3 separate regions of the Homo sapiens genome follow, and regions 2 and 3 are each linked to region 1. A link is a contact called in ENCODE Hi-C or POLR2A ChIA-PET data. All regions are on one chromosome and are shown on one strand. The core of a region is the stretch at or near the end of the contact, and the rest is flanking DNA. Distances in the headings are between cores, read along the strand shown. Region 1 overlaps MECOM (MDS1 and EVI1 complex locus). Region 2 overlaps MECOM (MDS1 and EVI1 complex locus). Region 3 overlaps MECOM (MDS1 and EVI1 complex locus).

The links. A loop is a pair of places that touch in the nucleus more often than their neighbours do. ChIA-PET counts read pairs that join two places held with the same protein, here RNA polymerase II (POLR2A).
Region 2: a loop to region 1 is called in a map of PC-3, with 2.4 times the contacts of the local background. The contact joins two enhancer-like sites. A Hi-C loop is called at or near these places in 2 of 168 maps with a recorded cell type or tissue (PC-3 and PC-9). POLR2A ChIA-PET finds 5 or more read pairs at or near these places in 1 of 52 experiments (endothelial cell of umbilical vein).
Region 3: a loop to region 1 is called in a map of PC-3, with 5 times the contacts of the local background. The contact joins two enhancer-like sites. A Hi-C loop is called at or near these places in 1 of 168 maps with a recorded cell type or tissue (PC-3). POLR2A ChIA-PET finds 5 or more read pairs at or near these places in 1 of 52 experiments (AG04450).

What each region holds. Positions count from the first base shown.
Region 1 is chr3:169,430,000-169,432,978 of GRCh38, reverse strand. All of the region lies in intron 1 of MECOM (MDS1 and EVI1 complex locus), which reads left to right. Among named protein-coding and RNA genes, the nearest start is that of MECOM-AS1, 16 kb to the left of the region's middle. Within about 2 kb of position 1,683, at least 6 of the 41 ENCODE cell types and tissues checked have a DNase peak (open chromatin) inside an H3K27ac peak, as active enhancers do; they include PC-3, PC-9 and endothelial cell of umbilical vein, where a contact is called at or near this core.
Region 2 is chr3:169,347,969-169,350,952 of GRCh38, reverse strand. The region is part of intron 2 of MECOM (MDS1 and EVI1 complex locus); the gene reads left to right. Among named protein-coding and RNA genes, the nearest start is that of MECOM-AS1, 98 kb to the left of the region's middle. Within about 2 kb of position 1,437, at least 4 of the 41 ENCODE cell types and tissues checked have a DNase peak (open chromatin) inside an H3K27ac peak, as active enhancers do; they include PC-3, PC-9 and endothelial cell of umbilical vein, where a contact is called at or near this core.
Region 3 is chr3:169,326,420-169,329,442 of GRCh38, reverse strand. The region is part of intron 2 of MECOM (MDS1 and EVI1 complex locus); the gene reads left to right. Among named protein-coding and RNA genes, the nearest start is that of MECOM-AS1, 120 kb to the left of the region's middle. Within about 2 kb of position 1,367, at least 5 of the 41 ENCODE cell types and tissues checked have a DNase peak (open chromatin) inside an H3K27ac peak, as active enhancers do; they include PC-3, where a contact is called at or near this core.

The DNA.
Region 1 (2,979 bases), core at 434-2,933:
GGAAATCAAATATGAGCTTTTTGCCCAGAGAAGTTCTAATCACATAGTAAACAGTTAGAATTTACACGGGTCTTTATTTAATTAAGCCTGAGAACCACTATTTAGTTGCAGCTGGAGCAGAATCTTGGCACAGAATAGAACAATCTACTGTAGCCTTTAACCTTTTCCCTTTTAACTGTGCTTATAAGAAGGTGTGTTTCTTTAAAAAGGTGCTGCATATCTTTAAGCACTGTTTGTAGTCTTTGATATAAGGGTCACCTCACTGTGCACACATTTTAAAATTCAATAGTAAAGAAGAAGAATGAAATAGATGTATAGCCTAACAGGGCTTTTTGTGTTCTATGAGGTTGAAATAATTTATCCACATGATGAACCTTCATATTTTAAATGTTTTCTGTAATTTTTAATGAAGAAAGTATATGTCTGTTTGTGTGTTAGAGAGGGAGACATTGACATCTGCTTTACTGTTTCATAAGTCTTTGAGATCAGCTAAGGCTAAATAATGAGAAGAAAAAAATGACAGCCCGGCACAGTGGCTCACGCCTATAATCCCAGCACTTTGAGAGGCTGAGGCCAGTGGATCATCTGGGGTCAGGAGTTCGAGACCAGCCTGGCCAACATGGTGAAACCCTGTCTCTACCAAAAATACAAAAGTAGCCGAGTGTGATGGTGCACCCCTGTAATCCCAGCTACTCAGGAGGCTGAGGCAGGAGAATCACCTGAACCTGGGAGGCAGAGGTTGTGGCGAGCCAAGATAGTGCCACTGCACTCCAGCCTGGGTGACAGAGCAAGACTCTGTCTAAAAAAAAAAAAGACAGTAGTACTATCACAAAAATGACAGTGGAACTATCACTTTTCTTCATGACAAAGGGAGAGAATTAAACAAGATTCATACTAGGTCTCGAACTGTTGTCTCTCTGGCCTACAGTCAGTTTGTAGACACATGTAGTTTGGCTAACACAATGTGAAAAAAAAAAAGGTGAAAAACCTCACCCCAAAATCCAAATTTCTGATTTATCTTGAAGTATCAGATTATGTGGCCATATCAAACCAGTTTTCTCCATGGCAACACTCAGCCATACCTGATAGCAGCTCCCTCCTTTAGATGGAGCATGGCCTCTCCTAACCCCTTGGTCTGTGCCATCTCGTGTTGCCTTACACCTCATTTACCTGGTATGCTGGATGCTCTTAGCCATTTCTATATGTAAGTACTAATTCATGCTACTGAATTGAGAACCCCAAACAGGAGAATCTAAAAATCTCACAACCGTGTGTATTTGGCTTTAGGATTTGTGGCAGACCAGTCTACCTAATTGTATTTACCATGGAAAATATTGAAATTAGTCTGTGCGACTTTGAATCTAATCAGGTGAGTAAATCAGGGAATCCATCAGGGAATTACAAAGTAGGGAAGTTAACTTGAGCTCAAAGTTTGAAATAAGGGCTTTTTTTTCTTGTGGTACCATTTGGCAACAGGTCAAGGGACCTTTATTTCTTCTATGTAGGTCTTAGAGACCTATAATTCTGGAAGACCCCGGTTTTGATAATGTTCTACTAGCAACGGTAAGCCAGTAGGCAGTGCCAACTTTAGAAAACAATTATCAGGACATCTATGCAAGGTATCGCAGCCTCTTAGTAACCACAGGAAGTTCCCAGCCTCTCGCCACAAGCTTGAGTTTCCAAGGCTGACAGGTCCCTGCTACTCCCTTCCTACTCCTCCCACTTGAAGAAAGGCCACAAGTTCAGATTTCCCCACCAGCTAATGACTTTGGGTTTGTCTAACTCTGGCTGTAAGCTCTTTGGCATAGTTCAACCTTGCTTCTTTCAGAGGACAAATCTTATCTTTTTATTAGCAAACAGGATGGCTTAGATATGTCTTTATAGGACATTTGCTGGAGCATAATTTAATATGACTCATTTCCCCTTATATATAAAGACAGTGACTGAAACAGACAAGGGGAAAAACAAGCCCAAAAATGTTATTAGAAACTTGCACTTGAAAATGTGTAAAATTCTACTGCAGCTGGGGGATTTATTTAGAATGACTTGGCATTCTTTGCTTGGATGTCTAAATAGGCCTTGTGATACCATTTTTGGCCTCACTTTGAACCTAGTGTAATAAAGAAGGAAATGAAAGCAAAGGTAAACCTAAAGTATTGTTTTACTCTAAATGCTTTCAGTAAAGGGTCTTGTTATCTAATGATTGGTACTAGATGGCTGGTATAAATCGTATGGTCTGTTCTTTGCACTCATGGCTAAAGGAGGCAAAGGCAAAGGAAATCAATTGGAACTAGCAGGTAACAAATGACCAGTCTTAGGCAAACATAGCAGGTAGGGAAAATAGACTTGTGGACACAGATTACTAGGAAATAGTGCGGGAGGCCTTTTTCTCCTTATTCAAAATCCAGTGCAATTATACAAAGTAACTAATTAGACAATTATGAAATACAGGAATTGTTTTATCTGTTACCACTGTAAGCCTAGAACCTGAGAGCTATTAGTTTTCCAAGGGCCTAAAAAATTACTTGAAAAAAATTACTGGCTTAAAAATATGAATGAAAATGATAAAATCACAATTAATAAATGTTTATTAATGTAGTACTATGTCATCCAGTCCAGTATAATTCAAATCATCTAGAGTTGTGTTTTAATTATGTTAAATATAGAGTGTGGTTACATTTTAATTTTTGATATAACATAGGATGCAGCTTCCAAAATTAAGTAGCTAGGACAGGCAAAAGTCTTAAAATGGCCCTGATGAAAGATTGCATTTTATAGCTATATAACATTTTCTGCCAGAGGCCATCCAGAATATTGGAAATGAGGATTTATTGAAAAACAAATTACCTTTAGCTAGTTCTATGAATGGAATAGACTTACTGTTCAAAGTAGAATCTTACCAGGGAAGGCATCAATGAACATTCTACTTCTAACTTCTCTAAACTCACGCCATTCTTAATCATTTTTCAAAGTTTATTT
Region 2 (2,984 bases), core at 188-2,687, 82 kb after region 1:
CATTTAGTGTTCTTTATTGAGTAGCATGGGTGCTTCAGAGATGGCTTTGACCTGGATATTTTTATCCAGAAAACAAGAGATTTTTGTTTTATTATGAAAGACCCCCAGTAAATAAAATATTTCAGAGTCTTTCCACTTTAATTCTCTCTGTGGTAAATACACAGCCATAGACCTGTTATTACTTTACCATCCGATAGAGATATAACATGAGTCACATAAGTAATTGAAAATGTTGTAACAGCTGCATTTATAAAAAGTAAAAAAAAGGTATAATTTAAATAATATATCTAACCAGAGGATCCAAAATATTGTAATTTCTAAATGCAAAAACTAAATGACTGAAATACTGTACCTATTTTGTACTAAAATCTTTGAAATCTGGTATGTATTTCACACTTATAACACCTCATAATTTGGACTAGCCACATTTCAAGCACTTAGTAGCTGCATGTGGCTACTGGCTATTGTATTCTACATAGCCTTGGAAAATCTCGAAGACTCAATCTTTTACAGTGTGATTCAGCTCAATGTTAGTTATGACAGAGAAGGAAGCACTGAAAGCCACTGTGGAGCCATCTGGCCCAGCCTACTCATTTTATAAATGAGGACACTGAAGGTCAAGAAGGGTCAGTTACTTGCTCAAGGTCACCCAACTACTTTGGGGGTAGAGCTTAGACCAGGTTCCAAGTCTCTTCCTGAATTTTAATTTATTTTTAGTTCTGTTAAAATATGCTGCTTTTGTTGGCTGCTTATGTAAAGGTGTTGACATGTGAAGTGTAAGAGAATAACAAGCACAAAACCAACTAACAACCAAATAAACAAAATAGGGAATTGTTCAGATAGTCTTGAAACTTTGAATGTTGAAGGAATACCACTCAGGTAAAGGATTATTTGTTAAGATTCTTGCATAAACTGCATATCACTTCATTAGACTCTATCATATTTTTATAAATAAATATTGATATTATAAGTAGATATATTAATTGAATTGTAGCCATTATAAACAATTTATTTTGGTATCTCTCTCAGCCCCAAACAGGAAAATAATGGCAGGGCTTGCATTTCATTTTACATTGAGTTACTGGAGTTTTTAACTTGGATTGTTGTGATTGAAGCCTTGATAGGAAAATGACTGAGTCCCTGTCTCATATTCATTGGCCCACAGAGACTCAAAGAAGAAAAGATCGTTCATTCTTCTGCATTTTTCTTTCCTTAGACAATATCTGCAATTAAGCCCCACCTGACAGGGCTAGTAAAATGCTGCCGATTACAATTTATCTAGAAAGCATAGACGGGAAATATACAGGTCTTCTTTTACAGAATTGGCAGCTGATGGTTATTGAACCTGAGCTAACATTCCCAAATGAAATGAGGTGGGGCAATTTGAGTCATATGATAACAATGTTGTCATCCTGGAGAACAGTCTCGGTATGAATCAGCACAGTTCTGTGAAAATTAAACATGTGAACACCAAGCAAATGCCACAGAACCTCCTTCAGTTACAGGCATGCATACCTGTATCCATAGGAGGGCCCCCCACTAGAGCGTGAAGTGGCCCAATGTTCCTGGAGAAAGAGAGGGGCTGCTGTCACCGACTAGACGAGGTTTGTAATAGTATCGTCCTGTTTTCACTCTCCACAGTAGAAAATTTCTACTAGGCTAACAAGGCAGAGGGTAATGAGAAACATGCCAAGTTTAAAAAAAAGAAAAAGAGCAAGAAGGAGGGGTCTAACCTACGAACAGGAAACAAATGTGATCAATTACTCCAAGTGTGGAGCTCACAGATACCTTATCTTAGGGCTCCTTAAAATAAAAGCCTGATTGTTACCAAATGCGTCTAAGAAGTGAGGGAGAAAAACACTGGGGGAGGGGGGAAAGGGGAGGATGAGAGGGAGGGGAATGGGGGTGAACATGACTTTATATTGATGTAAAAAAATGCAGTTCCACTCTGGTTCTCAGTCTCCTGAAGTATTTAGAGAAGTGGTTAACAACCAATCATAGCCTTAACTGTGCAGGCAGTAAAACAACTCAATATTTGAAAAATAAAAGTACCCAAATATGACATGAGGGCAGGGGGAGGTAGACCGAAATAGTAATGTATCATGCTGCTGAAGATGCAGTCATTCTAAGGCATTTGTTCTGTTCTTCATAATTATTTGACTAAAATGTTTTAAAGACAGTCTGTTTTTTGAAATGATTGCAAATAAAAGGTCTATGGCAATAAATGTGTAGAAGTTATTAATCTTTTCTTTGACTCAGAATTGAAATATTCATTTTTACATTAGCTGTCTGGCAAGGAAGTCTACATATAAAATGTTTACTTCTCTTATGAAATAAATAATAATAGTAATTACAGTGTTAATACCACTCATCTTTAAAGGATTGCTTTGTAGTTCCTGAAGAAGAACGAGGTAGAATCCCATGAAAAGGTGTGAGTATATTCTACTCATCCTCAAATCAGGAGGGAAATCTCATAGTTAAGGCTATGAGTCAGGACCTCAGGGCTGGTGGATCTTGGCTACATATTCCCCAAATTTCCCATAAGTGCAATAGAATTAACACTATCCCTTTCTTGGAGATCCTGGGTCAGTAGGTGTTACAGGATTATGTTATGAGGTGTGACTATAAAGTAGTAAGATTGTTTTTCACACTCCACACCCAGAAACAGCCTCTTTTTACTTCAGTGAATAAAAACATACTAATTTTTCTAAGGGCATTCACCTCATCTGGTCCTTATGCACATGTGTGCACACACAGACAGAATCTGCAATATTCCCATCTTTCTCCACTCTCACATACACTACCACTGCTTTCTCAGGGAACATTGACAAATGCATATGGAATAGAGTTATTTCGGTTGCTAGAAATATTTTTTTTTAAGGCTCAGTGTCTTGCTGGGAAGATGCCCTGTAGATAAGCAGAGAAATAATCGCCCATTTTCAGAGGACTTTGTTAGAATGGTCTTGTCATCCTGTTCTGCCCAT
Region 3 (3,023 bases), core at 118-2,617, 100 kb after region 1:
CACATAGTTTTGAAGGTAACAATGTCCCAAGCATTTTGAGACTTCTTCTTTGGTTAATGGACAAAACAGCTTCCGAAATAGAAGCATTATAGGAAAATTCTAATCTTGATCTAACTCAGCAATTGAATATAGCTTAAAGCTTATAGCATAATTTCTGGGCCACCTGATAGACTGACTTCAATTATTTTTTGAATCATTAGAATGTAGCATTGTAATTAATTTTTTTTCACAAATCAAGTGTAATAAGATGAATCTCTAATTTTAAAAAAAGTTAATGTTTCCCAAGGCTAAAAAAGAGAAATGTGTTTGTTTTCAAAGATAATCTATGTGCATATTCATCAGTATGTTTCTATATTGATGTTAAATAACATTTCTTTACTTCGGAATGGGTAGCATCACCAGAGAGGATTCTGTGTAAAACTCAGGATACTAGGTAAGGAGCTAACAATATCTACCAGTAGGTTCCGTACAGTATTTTGAACAGTAAAGGATCTTCTTCTAAAGTCAGGTACTCAGATGTAAATAGCCTCAAGTCTCGTGTTTTATATTAACATGGTTAGATAATGTATTCCATGAAATATTTTAGAAGCTCTGACAATCATGTCTCCAGGTGTCAAGTACAACAATTCTCTATCTTATAAGCGAACAGGAGGTTGACCTTGTTTTCCCATACAACTGAAGTTGGGAGCGAGGCCCTGTAGTCCTAACATTTTCATTTAGTAGGTGGACATTACTGAAAAAAAGCTACTAGACACTAGTAGAAAAAGCTGCATCAGCTTTTTCTACAACATTTAATTCATATTGCATTCAGTGATCCAATAATTTTTGTTCCTGCACACTATACATTCATAGACATTGGTTAAATGCCTATCAAATTTAAGTATATTTTAACAAACTAATAGCTTCCTTTTCCATAATAGAATGTTTTAAAACACTCACATGGTGCAGAATAATTTAGTTCAGTTATATGATGACAAGACTAAACAAACTTTCTCTGGAGTTCTGGGTTTTTCATTTCGTTACTTTGCACTGAGCAAGCAAATAGAGATGAGCTATGAAATTTTAGGACTTTGCCTTGAAACACGATCTAGTTGACTTATAAAATCTGAGATGTTGACAAAATGTGCAGTCAATATCCAAATAAATGCAGTTACTTCATTTTATGTCAACGGAGAAGGTGAAAAGTGCAACTTAACTGGCTTGGTAAGATTGGAAGGAGGGGCTGGGAACATACAAGAGACAACAAAGAGATAGTTGGTAAGATTTAGTGGCTTGCTTCATCAGGGGTGGTGAGAAGCCAGTGTGACAAAGTTCAGTCGGGTCAAACAAAGTGCAGAAACTTCCTCATAGACACTGAAAGGAGGGTGTAGCATGGAAACAAAATGCTCAAATGTTGTAATCTTGAGACAGCTAAAATGATAGTCGATGTGCTGTTTCTGTCTAATCCTGCTGTTCCTTTTGATTCAGGAAGTAGAGAAATCACCTTATCTCTCATGTACCAGTATGATATAATTAAAATAGGACATGCTTTTGAAGTGAAGTATTTAAGGGCTTCAAAGAAGGTGTGGAGTGTTATAGGATCAGCATATGTCTCCTTCTCAAAGGCAGTTATGAGGACACATTTATTTAACAAAGACATCCTTTTGAAAGAGGAACTGCCTCAGTAATGATAGAGTGTGTATGTAATGTCTATCGAATTATATACATTGCCAAAGATATATGCAGTTTACTCTCTGACCTAGATCTTGGCAAAAAGACAGGTCAATGTTTTTATGCTTTTTTTTCTTTTTTTTTTTTTTTTTTGAGACACAGTCTCACTCTGCGTCACCATTGCTGGAGTGCAATGGTGTGGTCTTGGCTCACTGCAACCTCTGCCTCCTGGCTTCAAGCAATTCTCCCGCCTCAGCCTCCCGAGTGACTGAGACTACAGGCATGTGCCACCATACCCGGCTAATTTTTGTATTTTTAGTACAGACGGGGTTTCTCTATGTTGGCCAGGCTGGTCTCGAACTCCTCACCTTGTGATCTGCCCACCTTGGCCTCCCAAAGTGTTGGGATTACAGGCGTGAGCCACCGTGCCCAGCCAGCTAATTTTTAATTTTTATTTTTTAACTTCTGTAAGAAAATATCATCCATTTGGCTAAAAGATACATAATTTTCATTATGTTCCCAAATCAACCTATACTACCATATGTACATTACCATAAATTCATGGTAATATACATGACCATAAATGCAAACAACTAAATAATTTTTGTTTTGCAAGGTAGAGCATTTGTTTCAGATGAGCTGATGTCTATGATTTTGCATATGTGGCTATTTGGCAAGCCTTTTGCATCTGACCCTATAGTTGACCTTGGAATTGGCTTACTTTAACCATGATGGATGTACCAAAAGATTTATTTTTGTCATCTAAGAGTTGAGTCCTAGGCTATTGGGAGCATAAAGCTGTTTATTGAAAGTAGGCTTGGCAAACCTTTGCTTTCAAATAATCTTCCAGAAGCTCATCTAATTTTGCTAATTAGAAGGAGATAAAATATACCCACATTGTCCTTTACAATGACTTGAACCCTCTGCCCTTCCTTGATGATAATAGTATTAAACATATGTGTACTTATTGCATTGAATATTAATTAACACGAACTGAAAAGAGAGAATTTTGTTACACACCCAAACATATTCATGAAATTAATATTTAATTTCACACAAGTACTTTACTGTCCGTTTGAAGGTGGTAAAAATAGCAAAGGCAACATGATTTTTAACTTGCTGATCTACAAAAAAATGTTTAAATAGACTCCGATTATTGAAGCCTGATTTTAATAAATAATTCAAGAATGAAAGAACGGTCATTTCTGTGGGAAGCAAAAGGAGACCATTCAACTAGTACTGACCTTGTCACTGAAAATTAAGTTCTTTCTCTGAATCCAAAAATCAAAGCTTAAAAGGCCACTCTCTCTATAATATTTCATTAACTTTTTGAAATGAAATACCTATTGATTAGGTTTTCTTTCAGATAATAA